Linked DNA regions of Homo sapiens: all the other regions are linked to region 2. The links are chromatin contacts, found by Hi-C or POLR2A ChIA-PET in ENCODE. All regions are on one chromosome and are shown on one strand. The core of a region is the stretch at or near the end of the contact, and the rest is flanking DNA. Distances in the headings are between cores, read along the strand shown. Region 1 overlaps PTPRJ (protein tyrosine phosphatase receptor type J). Region 2 holds the start of MTCH2 (mitochondrial carrier 2). Region 3 overlaps PTPRJ (protein tyrosine phosphatase receptor type J). Region 4 overlaps PTPRJ (protein tyrosine phosphatase receptor type J).

Region 1 (3,111 bases), core at 268-2,767, 380 kb after region 2:
CACTTAAAAATGTAAATTAGTTCCTGCAAAAACAAAATGCACAAAAAATGATGGCTCTGCCAGGCTGGGTTGGGAGATGAATGTGTATGCATGTGTGAATGGATTCATTTCTGATGATAAAAATACTTTATGCTTATTTATGTGAAACTTGGAAAATAGAGGAAAAGTATAAAATTGAAACTAAAAGTCATCCATAATCCTTCTAAGTAGCTTTATCATTTAATGTTTTAGTATATTTCCTTCCTGTTTTTTTTTTTTTCCTTAATTCTGGGTGTATGCAAAGGATTTTGTAACCCTTTACATTCTGGAAACTGTTCAACATGACTTCTTTTTTTTTTCTTTCAACCAATTTGTGGAGAGTCCATTTTGCAAAGCCTTAGCACAGTGCCAAGCACAAGCTACACACCCGGGATGCTGCTGAATGCAGATGAGAGCATGCCAGCTCTGCTGAAGTTGGGGGCTGGGGGCAGTGGATGGCTGTGAGTGGTGTGAAGCCCCGGGCCACAGTGAAGACCCTGGAATGGCTGAGAGACTGGGATTCCAGGAGACCGAGGTTTGAGGGGAGGCTTTTCATTGTTTGATTAGCTCTTTTTTTCTTACCACATGTAAGTCATCATAATACTTAAAAAATTGCTGTAAAAAGCAGCTAATTAAAAATATAAATACAGTCTTTTTGGAGACTAGAAACAGTCACAAGAGAAGCAGTTTCAGTGAGAACCAGATCCTTTGTCAGTGTCAGCGAGGGGGAGGGGCGTCGGGGCCCAGCCAGCAAATCCTTCCCTCCGAACTGGGGGTGCGGAATGTGGCACTCCCTTTAGTTAGACTTGATGAGCTTTGGATTTGAGTAAGTGACAGCCCCTTTTATTTCCTGCTTTGTTCTCTCCCAGGTACCAGTTGACCACAGTTTTCATTCATGCAAATGGAAGCTGACAGCTGCCCAGGGAGGGTTAGATACCTGGGAGGATAGAGCAGAGGCCCTCCTTCTCCCCGACCCCTCGCCTCTGCAGGCTGGTGGGGAGGGGGGCAGGGGAGTCGAGTTACCCTCTCTCCACGCTTTCTTCTTGTGTATGTGTGCGTGTACGTGCGTGTGTGTGTTGTGTGTGTGTGTCTTGGGGGATGGAGAACCCCTCTCAGGAGGGCCTGTGGAAAGGCTGGGGTAAGTGGAGTGAGCCCGTGGGTCCTGCCCTTCCAGGCTGCCAAGAGTTTAAGTTGCTGCCTCCCGGTCTCTGTGCCCTTTTCCTGCCTGTGGAAGGCCCTCTCTCTGTTTAGGAACGTGGATGTGGCAGGGGCTGGGCGGGCACTTGGCCTTTATAACAACAGAAGAGGATTTTCAGTGACGAGGAAGCATCCCGCCCTTCTGGTTCCCTGTCTTCCACCTGGCCCCACTGCGACAGCCTCTCCAGGCCTCTGACTTCACTAGAATCTGCCCCTCCACCCCACCTTCCCCCGAACCCCACCTCCTTTCTCTGAGCCTGAGAGGAGTTAATTGTGTTAGAGTGCACTGAGAAACCTCCAGGAAGGGGCCCTAGTCCCTGTGTTGCCTGTTCAGCAATCACATTTGCTCACGTCTAGAAAGTACAATATAATGACTCAGGTTAAGGGGTGAAAAAATGTGGTGGACATTTTGCCAGGGTACTGTGTTAACTGTTCCAAGGTATCACCCTGTGTGAGACTCAGGAACATTCAGTGTTTTGGTTTCCCCCCTATTGTACTGAATGCCGGCAGCTTTCCCCTTCTAATTATTTATCTTAATAATTTGAGGAAAGTTGATTTGCTTTTTAAAAACTGGCATCCAAGCGTACCCTATCGCACTGCACACAGCTGAGAGATTAAGGCAGTTCTTTAGAATTCCTAGTCCGTGTTGTGTACACAGCGATAGGCTGGGGTAGTGGTTCTGGGTGCAACTGGGGACAGGCGAGGAACCATAAATTTGGCAGGAAAGATTTGTGTTGGTACCCTGTTATATTTGCTTTGCATCACATATTGTTTAAAAAGAGCGATATTTTCGTTAAAGGAAAAGGAACTGTGTATTTGAGATAAGAAGTAGAATAAAATGAAATGAATAGTTGGGTTTCGTCCTGTGGCCTTCAAAATGGCGTTATTTCTGAGATCCCTGTTTCTATGCTGTTCCAGTATTTATACGGAACTTATAAAATACAAAGTATAGGCATGTCCCGAGATCCTGGCGAGGCTGTAATTTATAGTGTTGTTCTTTTTCTTTTGTTTTACAGAGCTGAGTTTGGTGAAACTTCAGGAGGTTTTAGCTAGTGGCGATCCAAAGACATTAAATATTGCTTTGTGGGTACGTCTCCACCTTGCGTCTTACTTGGTGACTGTTCAGTGGTAGGCAAATGTCAGAACCCAGTATGCAAATGTGGAAGTGGACAGATTTGAGTCAGTTATCTCAGCTGGTGTTATGAAATACGGAAATTTTTGGCGTTGGTGGTGGAGGGCGTTGGCATAGGAGGCGTGAATGCTCTTTGTTTCTTGCTGTTATGGGAGTATCTCTTGATTGCCCCATCATCTTGTTTGGTGTGGCCCCGTTTCCTTCTAGAAGTTGAGTTCCCTGGGCTTGTGAGAACCCTTGTACATCTGCCTCCATTAAACTCACATTTGGAGATCTCGTAAATGAACGCAGTGCAGTCCGGGGGCAGAGTGAAGGCTCAGACTGCAGCCGGACATGGCTCAGTTACCCTAGGTGGGTTAGCAGCTGAGCAGGTACTGGTCTCAAAACCCTCTGAAGCGAAGCTGCCTGTCGATTCCACAGTTGCCAGCTTCCAGCATGGAGCTTCTGGAAGTATCACGGACTGAGTTGGGTCCCAATGCTGGATGTCCCTACTCTTCCTCCTGCCCCTCCCACGTTTGGATGGGCAAATGCACTAAGAACAGCCCGTGGGCAAGTGAATGAAACCAAAAAGCAGCAAGGGATTTGGACAGTCCACCTCAGAGTATCTGACTTTATTTTGAGGGGCATGTGTCAGAGTTGGGTGAAGAAAGAGATTCTCAGATGGAGATAGAGAAAGATCCCCAAAAGGGCAGGCTGGCTACCAGTGATTTATTTTTATTTTTCTTACTTTTTTAAGAGAATGCAGGGCATTTTACTCTTCTGTG
Region 2 (3,097 bases), core at 593-3,092:
CAAGTAACTATTTTTACAACTGAGCATTTGGGAATTTCACCAAAACTCCTGGGCTACTTGGCAACACATAGATGTTGTGAAATCAGAATTAAGAATATTCAAAGTTTTTGGGGCAAGAGCTCTGAACATCATTAGAAAACCCCGTCTCCCAGAGAAGTATTGAGTAGTGGGTTCTTTTTTGTTTTGTTTTGTTTTTTTGAGGCTGAGTTTTGCTCTGTTGCCCAGGCTGGAGTACAATGGCGCGATCTCGGCTCACTGCAACCTTCACCTCCCGGGTTCAAGCGATTCTCCTGCCTCAGCCTCCCGACTAGCTGGGATTACGTGCACGCACCACCACACCTGGCTATATTTTGTATTTTTAGTAGAGACGGGGTTTCACCATGTTGGTCAGACTGGTCTCAAACATCGACCTCGTGATCCGCTCACCTCGGCCTCCCAAAGTGCTGGGAAGGCGTGAGCGAACGCGCCCGGCCCCAAGGGTTCTTACTATATACTGCAACATGCTGTCACCTCCGATGCTATCTAGCCCCAAATGTGCCAATTCTGTTTTGGATGTTACAGTACATTCTAATCAGTCTTTGTTCTAAGTACAAAGAATTTATTTGCAATAGCCTTTAACATATGGAATCTGAATTCACACAGGTCTACTCAGCAAGAAATAATTTGGATTCCCAACAACTCAAGAATAAGAAATGGGGCCCTCTCTAGTGTCTTGCCTATTTTTTACAGAAAAGTAGACGGCGAGACAGGGGTTCTAAAAACTGTTCCATTCCTAGGCACAGTGCATGAGGTAATTATGTCAACTCTCAGTAAAAGCATAAAAAAAAGAATGACCTGCCCATTACAGGGATATAGCAAAGGAACTGGAAACACTAAGTCTATCACTTACTTGGCCTACCTGCATGTGAATATAAAATACCATGTAATAATTATTTGACAGTAGATTAGAAACTAACTCCCATGTTTAAACTCGCTAAAACTCAGCTTCACTAATTTCCAGCTCTGACAAATGTGATTTTCATTGTCAGGAGCCACATGGGCCGCTGCTGGAAAGCGCTCAATGCATCCTTCCGAAATCTGACAGAGCAACCCCTTCATTAACACTTCTGAATGAGCTCCTTGTGTTTCTCTCAGTATCTGGTGCGAAAACCTCGGAACAGAAAAGCAGTAGTAACAGTAGCATAAAAAGAAAAAAAAAAGGAATAAAAAATAAAATGTTGGTTCCCACCTAACTTCACATTTGTCTTCAACTGAGTATTTCGTGTTTTGCGTCTGAGATTTTGGGGGGAGTAGTGGTGAATGTGAATTTCGGAGGGGCGAGAGGGAGGGTTCGGAAGCCTTTGGTGGCGACCGGCCAGGATCCACCTCAGTGACGAAGAACCAAAGTTCAGAGGATCCGCCGGGCAGGGCAGGGCCGGGTGGCGGTTGGCTAAGGGAGGAGAGGGCCTCAACGCTGGGCGGCGAGGCGAGGGCTCGGCGAGGCCCCCAAGCGGGGCCGCGGGACTGAGGAAGCTGTCCCTGCGGGGAGGTAAAGGGCAGCGGAGGAGCAGCAGCATCTCGGGAGAATGAAAGGCCCGCAAGGCTGAGCCGATCCTCAGGCGCCCTGAGCAGCAGCGACCGAACGGGGCGCCGGGCGGGGTAGGGAGCGGCGACGCCTCATACCTGGATGAGCACTTTCACGTACATGAGCGGCTGGGACAGGATGGTGAGACCGGAGCCCAGGAGCACCTGACTGGCCGCGTCCGCCATGATGGCACCCGCGGGCGGACGGACAGACAGACGGAGCCACCAAGCGACCCGGTGAGCCGGTCCTAGGTCACGTGCCAGGGCCGCCGGTTTCACTGGCCCGCCCGCGGCGCGCGCGCACGCACGCAGCAGCACGCGCCTCTCCGCCCAGTCCCCGCCCCCCCGTCCCGCCCCGAGAAACGGCAGGCGCTCGCGAGGGGGCGCTGAGGTCGGGGCGGGGCTTAAGGGACAGAGGCGCATGCGTTCTGCCGGGGGCTCGCCCTTCACCAGGAATGACGGTTTCTCTTGCACATGCGCTTCCAGGCCGCAAGTGTCCGGAAACAGAAGAATGGGAGTGTCAGTGGGGGAGTGTGACCGTGACGGCAGAGGCAAGGTCAGAGGACTGAAAAGAAATTGAAAAGGATTCTTCATTATGCTTCATCTCTGCACTTGCCTTTTGGGCATCATCAACATAGGATTCAAAAGATACTCAGCATCAGAGCCGTAACAGTCTCGTGACTGACAAACTCTAAATAAGTATAGCAAATAATGAATCCGCTAGCGAGTGGCTTTTCATTCATTTATTCGTTTGATTAATGTTATCTTTTCAAAAAAACCTTCTCTGACCATTCTAAAATTACCTCCCCCTTTTCTTTTTCTTTCTTTTTTTTTTTTTTTTTGAGACGGAGTCTCGCTCTGTCACCCAGGCTGGAGTGCAGTGGCCCGATCTCAGCTCACTGCAACCTTCGCCTCCCAGGTTCAAGCAATGCTCCTGCCTCAGCCTCCCTAGTAGCTGGGATTACACGCACACGCCACCACGCCCGGCTAATTTTTGTCTATTTAGTAGAGACGGGGTTTCACGATGTTGGCCGGGCTGGTCTCAAACTCCTGACCTCGTGATTCACCCGCCTTGGCCTCCCAAAGTGCTGGGATTACAGGAGTGAGGAGCCATCGCGCCTGGCCACCTCCCTCTTATTTTCTCCCACATTGTGCCCCGTCGTAGCATTATCACTGAAATTATGTCTCCTCCACTGGAATGAAAGCTCCATGAGTTCAGGAACCGTGACAGCCTCTGTTCACGGTTGTGTTTTCAGTGCCCAGCACATACGAGGTGCTCAATAAATATTTATTGCACAAGTGAACAAATACTTCAGTGCCTACCAGTCTACAGGCTATCAGAGGCAAAAGTGAAAAAGGCATTGTCCCTGCTCCTTCAGCCCCAGCTCACGTGTTCTATCAAACAACATTTGGTGAATCTGAGCTTGGAGCAGAGTGAAGTACTGTAGGGGAAAGACTTGGATTTGGATCCTGGCTTTTCCACTGCATCCATTTGTCATTTTAGCTACTTTAATTTCCAGTTTTTGTATCTAAA
Region 3 (2,818 bases), core at 66-2,565, 410 kb after region 2:
TGGGGGTTTCACCATGTTGGCCAGGCTGGTCTTGAACACCTGACCTCAGGTGATTTGCCCGCCTTGGCCTCCCAAAGTGCTGGGATTACAGGCGTGAGCCATGGCGCCCGGCCCTAGTTCACAAAATATATATGGCCAAACAAAACATGTCTGGGGCTAGACTTGGACAGGGGGCCCCATTGTGCAACCTCTTATATAGCAAATTAGAGTTTACCAGGAAGTTTCTGCCCTTCAGGCCCTCTGCTCTCACAGAAACTCTATGAAGGAGAGGTCATCTTGTCTATGTTTGTAAGAAGTCACATTGAGAGAAATGACATCTTAGCTCCTCTTATGTGCCAAGTAGTTTGTCTGCGTTATCTTCTTAGATTGGCTCCATCTCTCAGGTGAGGAAACAGACTTGGAAAGGTGAAGTGACTTGCCCACCTAGTTAGAAGCACATCATCTTCTGATTCCTGTCTCATTTCATTTCACCGCTTGTTTGCCCTCTCTGTGGTCTTGCCCACGGACTTGTAGTCCCTGATGTACGCCAGGCCTCTCACAGTGTGGCCCCCGGGATTCCCTTTTATGAAAAAAAGTTGAGCATGAGCTGTAAGTTAGAGTAGGTTTTAATTCTGTCCTACCACGGAGTCTGTTTTATATGAGAACAAGTTATTTAACTCCTCTGAGTGTTAATTTCCTCATTTTTTTCCTTTCTTTCTTTTTTTTTTTTTTAAAGGGCCAGTCCCCATTCTCACAGGGTGTTTGGAAGGAGTAACTGAAGGGGGGTATATAAAGCCGCTGGCAGCCAGGCATGGTGGCTCACGCCTGTAATCCCAGCACTTTGGGAGCCTGAGGCAGGCAGATTGCTTGAGTCTAGGAGTTCAAGACCAGCCTGGGCAAACATGGTGAAACCCTGTCTCTATAAAACATGCAAAAATTAGCCAGGCATAGTGGTGCATGCTTGTAATCCCAGCTACTTGGGTGGCTAAGGTGAGAGGATTACTTGAGCCAGGGAGGTTGAGACTGCAATGAGCTGTGATTGCGCCACTGCACTCCAGTTTGGGTGATGCAGTGAGATCCCATCTCTAAATAAAAAAAAAATAAATAAAGCCCCTAGCATGGTGCCTGGCACATGGTAGGCCCTCAAAAGATGACCCTCCAAAGTGGCCAGGACTCACCATGCATTCAGGGAATATGGATTCTTTTGGTGGCAGCAGGCTGCATTTTTGCCTGGCTGAATGCCTGCAAGCATGGGAACTTTTGATGCAACAGTAATCCTTGGGGTCTGAAAGGCCCCAAATCTCCCGCCAGATCTCTGAGGTTAACATCCAGTCAACCTTTTGCTTTTCATTCTTGGCCTCTTTCCTCCTCACCTCCACCAGTGTGACAGTCATATCCTCTCTATGTTTCTGGTAAGTTCTGGCCTTGAGGGCTGGTCTTATGACTGACAAGTGAAGAGCAGTGCCACCCTCTACTCCACATTCTCAGAAGCGTCTCTAGGTTCCATACTTTAAGGCAGGCTAGCTTCCAAGGCATACTGACAGACATCCCTGTGCAGTCCTGGGGGCACGAGGGTCCCATTCCACCCTGGGGCTTCAGGGTCAGGTGAGGAAGGTAGATCCCTGAAGTTGGGTCCAGAAAAGGCCACTGGGCTAGCCTGTCTCTCGTTCTGGTCACTGACCTCAGGATCCAGCAGGACGCTGCTAGCTTGCTTGGCTCAGCTCTGCGAGTGCTGGGAGCAATAAGCAGTGCTGAAAACGCGATGCATTTCAACCCAAAGCACTCTGATCCCTTTCCAGGCTTTGGGAGAATGTTTTTTCCAGCTCGGTTACTTGCTGGCATGCATAGGTCAATATACAAGGTGTTCTCAGAGAAGCCGGAGCTGAATGTTGACTTTTGTGCTCCCTGGGGTGTGTTCTGGGGAGGAAGTGGGTTTTCAGGTTGTGGTGCGTGTAGGATGTGGTCTGGGATGATTAGTATCACACACTGTGGATAAAGTTAACACGCATTGTGGAGCTTTTTTCCTCTTTTGTACTTTTGGGCGAAGGTGCCTCAAAAGCAGCTTTGTTTATCAAGGAGGTGCCCTTGATTCTGTATGCATTTTTAACATCTGAATAGAAGTTAGACGCACACATAATTGCTTTACTTGATGCAGTAAATACGTTTCAGCCAGATAATCCATAAGACCCTAGTTCAGATCCTGACTTTGATCCCTCTTAGTTGTGTGAGCTCTCACCAGTTTACTTGACCTCACTCTCTGAGCGTCAGATTCCTGAGTGTAAAATAGGTACAAAAACTCAGATTGTTGTAAGGTTTCAGTGAGTTGTTGCGTGTAAAGCATTTAGTATACAGTTCTTGTCACAATGTTTAGTAATGGCAGCTATTATCTTAACTATTAGAGCGGCAGTTTGGCGTGGCACTAATAATGATGATGGTGACAGTTTCACTGAGTGCTTACTACCTCAGCTATTCTTCCAAGTACTTTGCATCACTTAGCTCATTTAACCCTCACAATAAAGCGATAAGGTAGGTGCTGTTCTAATCTCTGTTTTACAGATGCTAAAACTCGGCAGCCAGGTGTGGTGGCTCATGCCCGTAATCCCAGCACTTTGGGAGGCCGAGGTAGGCGGATCATCTGAGGTCAGGAGTTCGAGACTAGCCTGGCCAAAATGGTGAAACCCCGTCTCTACTAAAATACAAAAGAATTAGCTGGGTGTAGTGGTGCATGCCTATAATCCCAGCTACTCAGGAGACAGAGGCAGGAGAATCGCTTGACTCCGGGAGGAGGAGGTTGCAGTGAGCCGAGATTGTGCTATAGCACTCCATTCTGGGCGACAAG
Region 4 (3,275 bases), core at 705-3,204, 360 kb after region 2:
AGAAGGAAAACTAGGGGGGAAAAGGCCTTTATCAAATGCCACCCATATGCTAGTCTCTTTTACTTTCATGCCGAGATTCTTCTTTTTTTTTTTGAGTCAGAGTCTCGCTCTGTCACCCAGGCTGGAGTGCAGTGGTGCGATCTCGGCTCACTGCAACCTCCGCCTTCTGGGCTCAAGTGATTCTCTTGCCTCAGCCTCCTGAGTATCTGGGAGTACAGGCTTGTGCCACCACAGCTGGCTAAATTTTTTGTATTTTTAGTAGAGATGGGGTTTCACCATGTTGGCCAGGCTGGTCTTGCCCTCCTCACCTCAGCTGATCTGCCTGCCTTGGCCTCCCAAAGTGCTGGTATGCCTGGCCCTTTTTTTTTTTTTTTTTTGAGATAGGGTCGTGTTCTGTTGCCCAGGCTGGAGTGCAGTGGTGTGATCACAGCTCATTGCAGCCTCAACTTCCTGGGCTCAAGCGATCCTCCTACCTTACCTGCCTGAGTAGCTGGGACTACAGATGTGTGCCACCTCTCCTGGGTAATTTTAAAATTTTTTTTTTGTAGAGATGGGGGTCTCACTATGTTGCCACAGCTGGCCTCCAAGTCCTGGGCTCAAACGATCCTCCCGTCTTGGCCTCCCAAAGTGCTAAGATTATAGGTGCAAGCCACCTCTCCTGGCTTGCTTCTTTCCCGTAAATTGAGGTGTGTTATTCCACTGCTTAAAAGCCTACATGGCTTCATATCGCTGTTAGTATAAACCCAAACAGTGGTCTGCAAGACTCTGAACCTTAGATCAGGATGATCAGACCCCTCCCTCCCCTCCACCCTCCGACCTCATCCTGGCTACCCACTCCCTGTTCACAGACTACAGTCACCTGGCTCTAGTACAACAGACACTTGAACCTACCCCGCCCCTCTCCCTCAGGGCCTGGTACTATCCTCCTCGCTCCTTCTTATCACTCAGGCCCCTCTATCCCATCATCCTCCTTCATTTCCTCCCATCCTTATCACCTACTCATTTCTGTCTGTCTCCCCACCTCTTGGATTATGAGTTCAGGGGAGTGGGACCCCCTATGTCTGATTTCCTTATGTGTAGGACAGAGCGTGCCTCAAAAGCATGCTTGCTTGGTGAATGAATTGAAAGAACCACCCTGACATGGAGCTGGTATTATCCACAGGTTACAATGGACTGGACCTCCTCTTCCAGTCCCATATAATTTTTTTTTTTTTTTTTTTTTTTTAAATTTTGAGACAGAGTCTCACTCTGTCGCCCAGGCTCGAGTACAGTGGTGATCTTGGTTTACTGCAACCTCTGCCTCCCAGGTTCAAGCAATTCTCGGTCCTCAGCCTCCCCAGTAGTTGGGACTACAGGCATGTGCCATTACACCTAGCTAGTTTTTGTGTTTTCGTAGAAACAAGGTTTCACCATGTTTGCCAGGCTGGTCTTGAACTCCTGGACTTAAGTGATCTGCCTGCCTTGGCATCCCAAAGTGGTGAGATTACAGGCATGAGCCATTGTACCTGGCCCCATATCACTTCTTATTATCTCATAATATTCTTACCTTTTGCAGTGACAGCCCCAAAGTGTGTGTGTGTGTGTGTGTGTGTGTGTGTGTGTGTGTGTGTGTTTGGGGTGGGGATCATAATAATCCTGCAGGTGGGGTTTAGCTCTGGTGAAAAGAGCACAGATCCTTTGATTTGGGTTTGAATCCCAGCACTTCCTCTTACTAAGCTGTGTGATCTTGGGACATTACTAACCTCTGTGAGGTTCAGTTTTTCTTGGCTGCAAAATGTAAGCACAATACTAATAAGTAACTGACAGATGCTGTGCTTCTGCCAGACACTGTACCCAGTGCTTTGTGTGTATTGGCTGAGTGAATCCTCATGACACCCTAATGAGGTAGGTCTCTTCTCTTCTTGCTTTCATTTTACAGGAGAGGAAAATGAGATGCAGAGAAGCTAAGCAACCAGCCTGAGGCCACACAGCCAATCAGTTGAGAGTCAGAGTTCAAGCCTAGGCTGCTTGCTGCCAGAGTCAGAGTGTTAGGTAGGACTTTATGAAATCATGCCCACAGGCCCCGGAACAGGTAGTGGTGCAGACACTTGGTAAACCGTAGTTACCCCTCCCACTTTGACATTTACTCTCCTGGTGACATTTAAGTTTTCTGACTGTTTTGTTGTTCAAGTTGGTGACAAAAGTACCAATTTCCTGCCTGCTCACTTCCAAACACAGCTTCTGTTGATGAGAACTAAGGGAGTACAACTTTTCAGGCCGGGGGTGTGCATGGTGTTTTGGGCCTTGGTGCTCAGGAAGTGTGGGCACTCCCTTAAATTTTTTAAATGGGCAAATGAGTGCATTTTCCTATTTAAATTTTTTTTTTTTTTTTTTTGAGACAGAGTCTCGCTCTGTCACCCAGGCTGGAGTGCGGTGGCGCCATCTCAGCTCACTGCAACCTCTGCTTCCCGGGTTCAAGTGATTCTTGTGCCTCAGCCTCCCGAGTAGCTGGGATTACAGGAGGCTGCCGCCACACCTGGCTAGTTTTTGTGTTTTTAGTAGAGATGGGGTTTCACCATGTTGGCCAGGATGGTCTGGAACTCCTGACCTCAACTGATCTGCCCACCTCGGCCTCCCAAAATGCTGGGATTACAGGCATGAGCCACCATGCCTAGCCTCACTCCCTTAAATTTTTAAAATGGGTAAATGAGTGCATTTTCCCATTTGAAACATTTTCTGCTTCAAATCCTTATTGAGCACTTTGTGCTAGGCATTGTGACTATGATCAGTATAAAAACCCCAAGAAAACAAAAAAACAAAAACAGTAATTCACTGTCCTGTCACCCCCAACTCATCAATCCTTTGCTTTTCCATAACTGGTTACCTGGGTGCTTTTCTTCGTTGTGATTATTTTTTATTGGAAATGCAGATTTGTGACTGTGATGGGCCTGAGGTCAGGTCACCTTGCTGAGGCGAGTTTCCTGGGCGGCTTTGCCCTGTTTTGATAAACAGAAGAATGAGCAGCTGGAGCTGCATTTCAAGTGGCTGCTTTAGTTGAGGCAGGCAGGCCTCAGTGTTTATGTGACACCGAGCAGCTTCAAAATGAGCTTGGTCATTTAAAAAAATTTATTTTTTCCTAGTTAGGTAACAGTGGTATAACAACATTAAAAGAAATGTAGAAACTAGAGAAAGGAAAAAAAAAAGCCCTTTATCCCCCCCATCACAAAACTATTATAATTTCAAAATAGTTACAAGTACAATGTATTCCAAGTGGCTTCTTATTTAAGATAATTATA

The links. A loop is a pair of places that touch in the nucleus more often than their neighbours do. ChIA-PET counts read pairs that join two places held with the same protein, here RNA polymerase II (POLR2A). Pooled maps may share reads with other maps.
Region 1: a pooled map shows a loop between it and region 2 (7-fold over the local background). The contact joins the enhancer-like site here to the promoter of MTCH2 in region 2. A Hi-C loop is called at or near these places in 3 of 50 pooled maps.
Region 3: a loop to region 2 is called in a map of PC-9, with 18 times the contacts of the local background. The contact joins the enhancer-like site here to the promoter of MTCH2 in region 2. A Hi-C loop is called at or near these places in 1 of 168 maps with a recorded cell type or tissue (PC-9) and 7 of 50 pooled maps. POLR2A ChIA-PET finds 5 or more read pairs at or near these places in 2 of 52 experiments (BJ and activated T-cell).
Region 4: a loop to region 2 is called in a map of CD4-positive, alpha-beta T cell, with 6 times the contacts of the local background. The contact joins the enhancer-like site here to the promoter of MTCH2 in region 2. A Hi-C loop is called at or near these places in 1 of 168 maps with a recorded cell type or tissue (CD4-positive, alpha-beta T cell), 2 of 37 single-sample maps with no recorded cell type and 11 of 50 pooled maps.

What each region holds. Positions count from the first base shown.
Region 1 is chr11:48,017,926-48,021,036 of GRCh38, forward strand. The region is part of intron 1 of PTPRJ (protein tyrosine phosphatase receptor type J); the gene reads left to right. Among named protein-coding and RNA genes, the nearest start is that of PTPRJ, 39 kb to the left of the region's middle. RefSeq lists a silencer at 1,451-1,500 and an enhancer at 2,581-2,640. Within about 2 kb of position 1,518, at least 13 of the 41 ENCODE cell types and tissues checked have a DNase peak (open chromatin) inside an H3K27ac peak, as active enhancers do.
Region 2 is chr11:47,640,717-47,643,813 of GRCh38, forward strand. It overlaps MTCH2 (mitochondrial carrier 2), which reads right to left and starts at 1,843. Exons shown (of 13, transcript NM_014342.4): 1 at 1,663-1,843. The coding sequence starts at 1,749. RefSeq lists a silencer at 1,764-2,033.
Region 3 is chr11:48,054,121-48,056,938 of GRCh38, forward strand. The region is part of intron 1 of PTPRJ (protein tyrosine phosphatase receptor type J); the gene reads left to right. Among named protein-coding and RNA genes, the nearest start is that of MIR3161, 41 kb to the right of the region's middle. RefSeq lists an enhancer at 2,205-2,706. Within about 2 kb of position 1,316, at least 12 of the 41 ENCODE cell types and tissues checked have a DNase peak (open chromatin) inside an H3K27ac peak, as active enhancers do; they include PC-9, where a contact is called at or near this core.
Region 4 is chr11:47,999,782-48,003,056 of GRCh38, forward strand. All of the region lies in intron 1 of PTPRJ (protein tyrosine phosphatase receptor type J), which reads left to right. Among named protein-coding and RNA genes, the nearest start is that of PTPRJ, 21 kb to the left of the region's middle. Within about 2 kb of position 1,955, at least 14 of the 41 ENCODE cell types and tissues checked have a DNase peak (open chromatin) inside an H3K27ac peak, as active enhancers do; they include CD4-positive, alpha-beta T cell, where a contact is called at or near this core.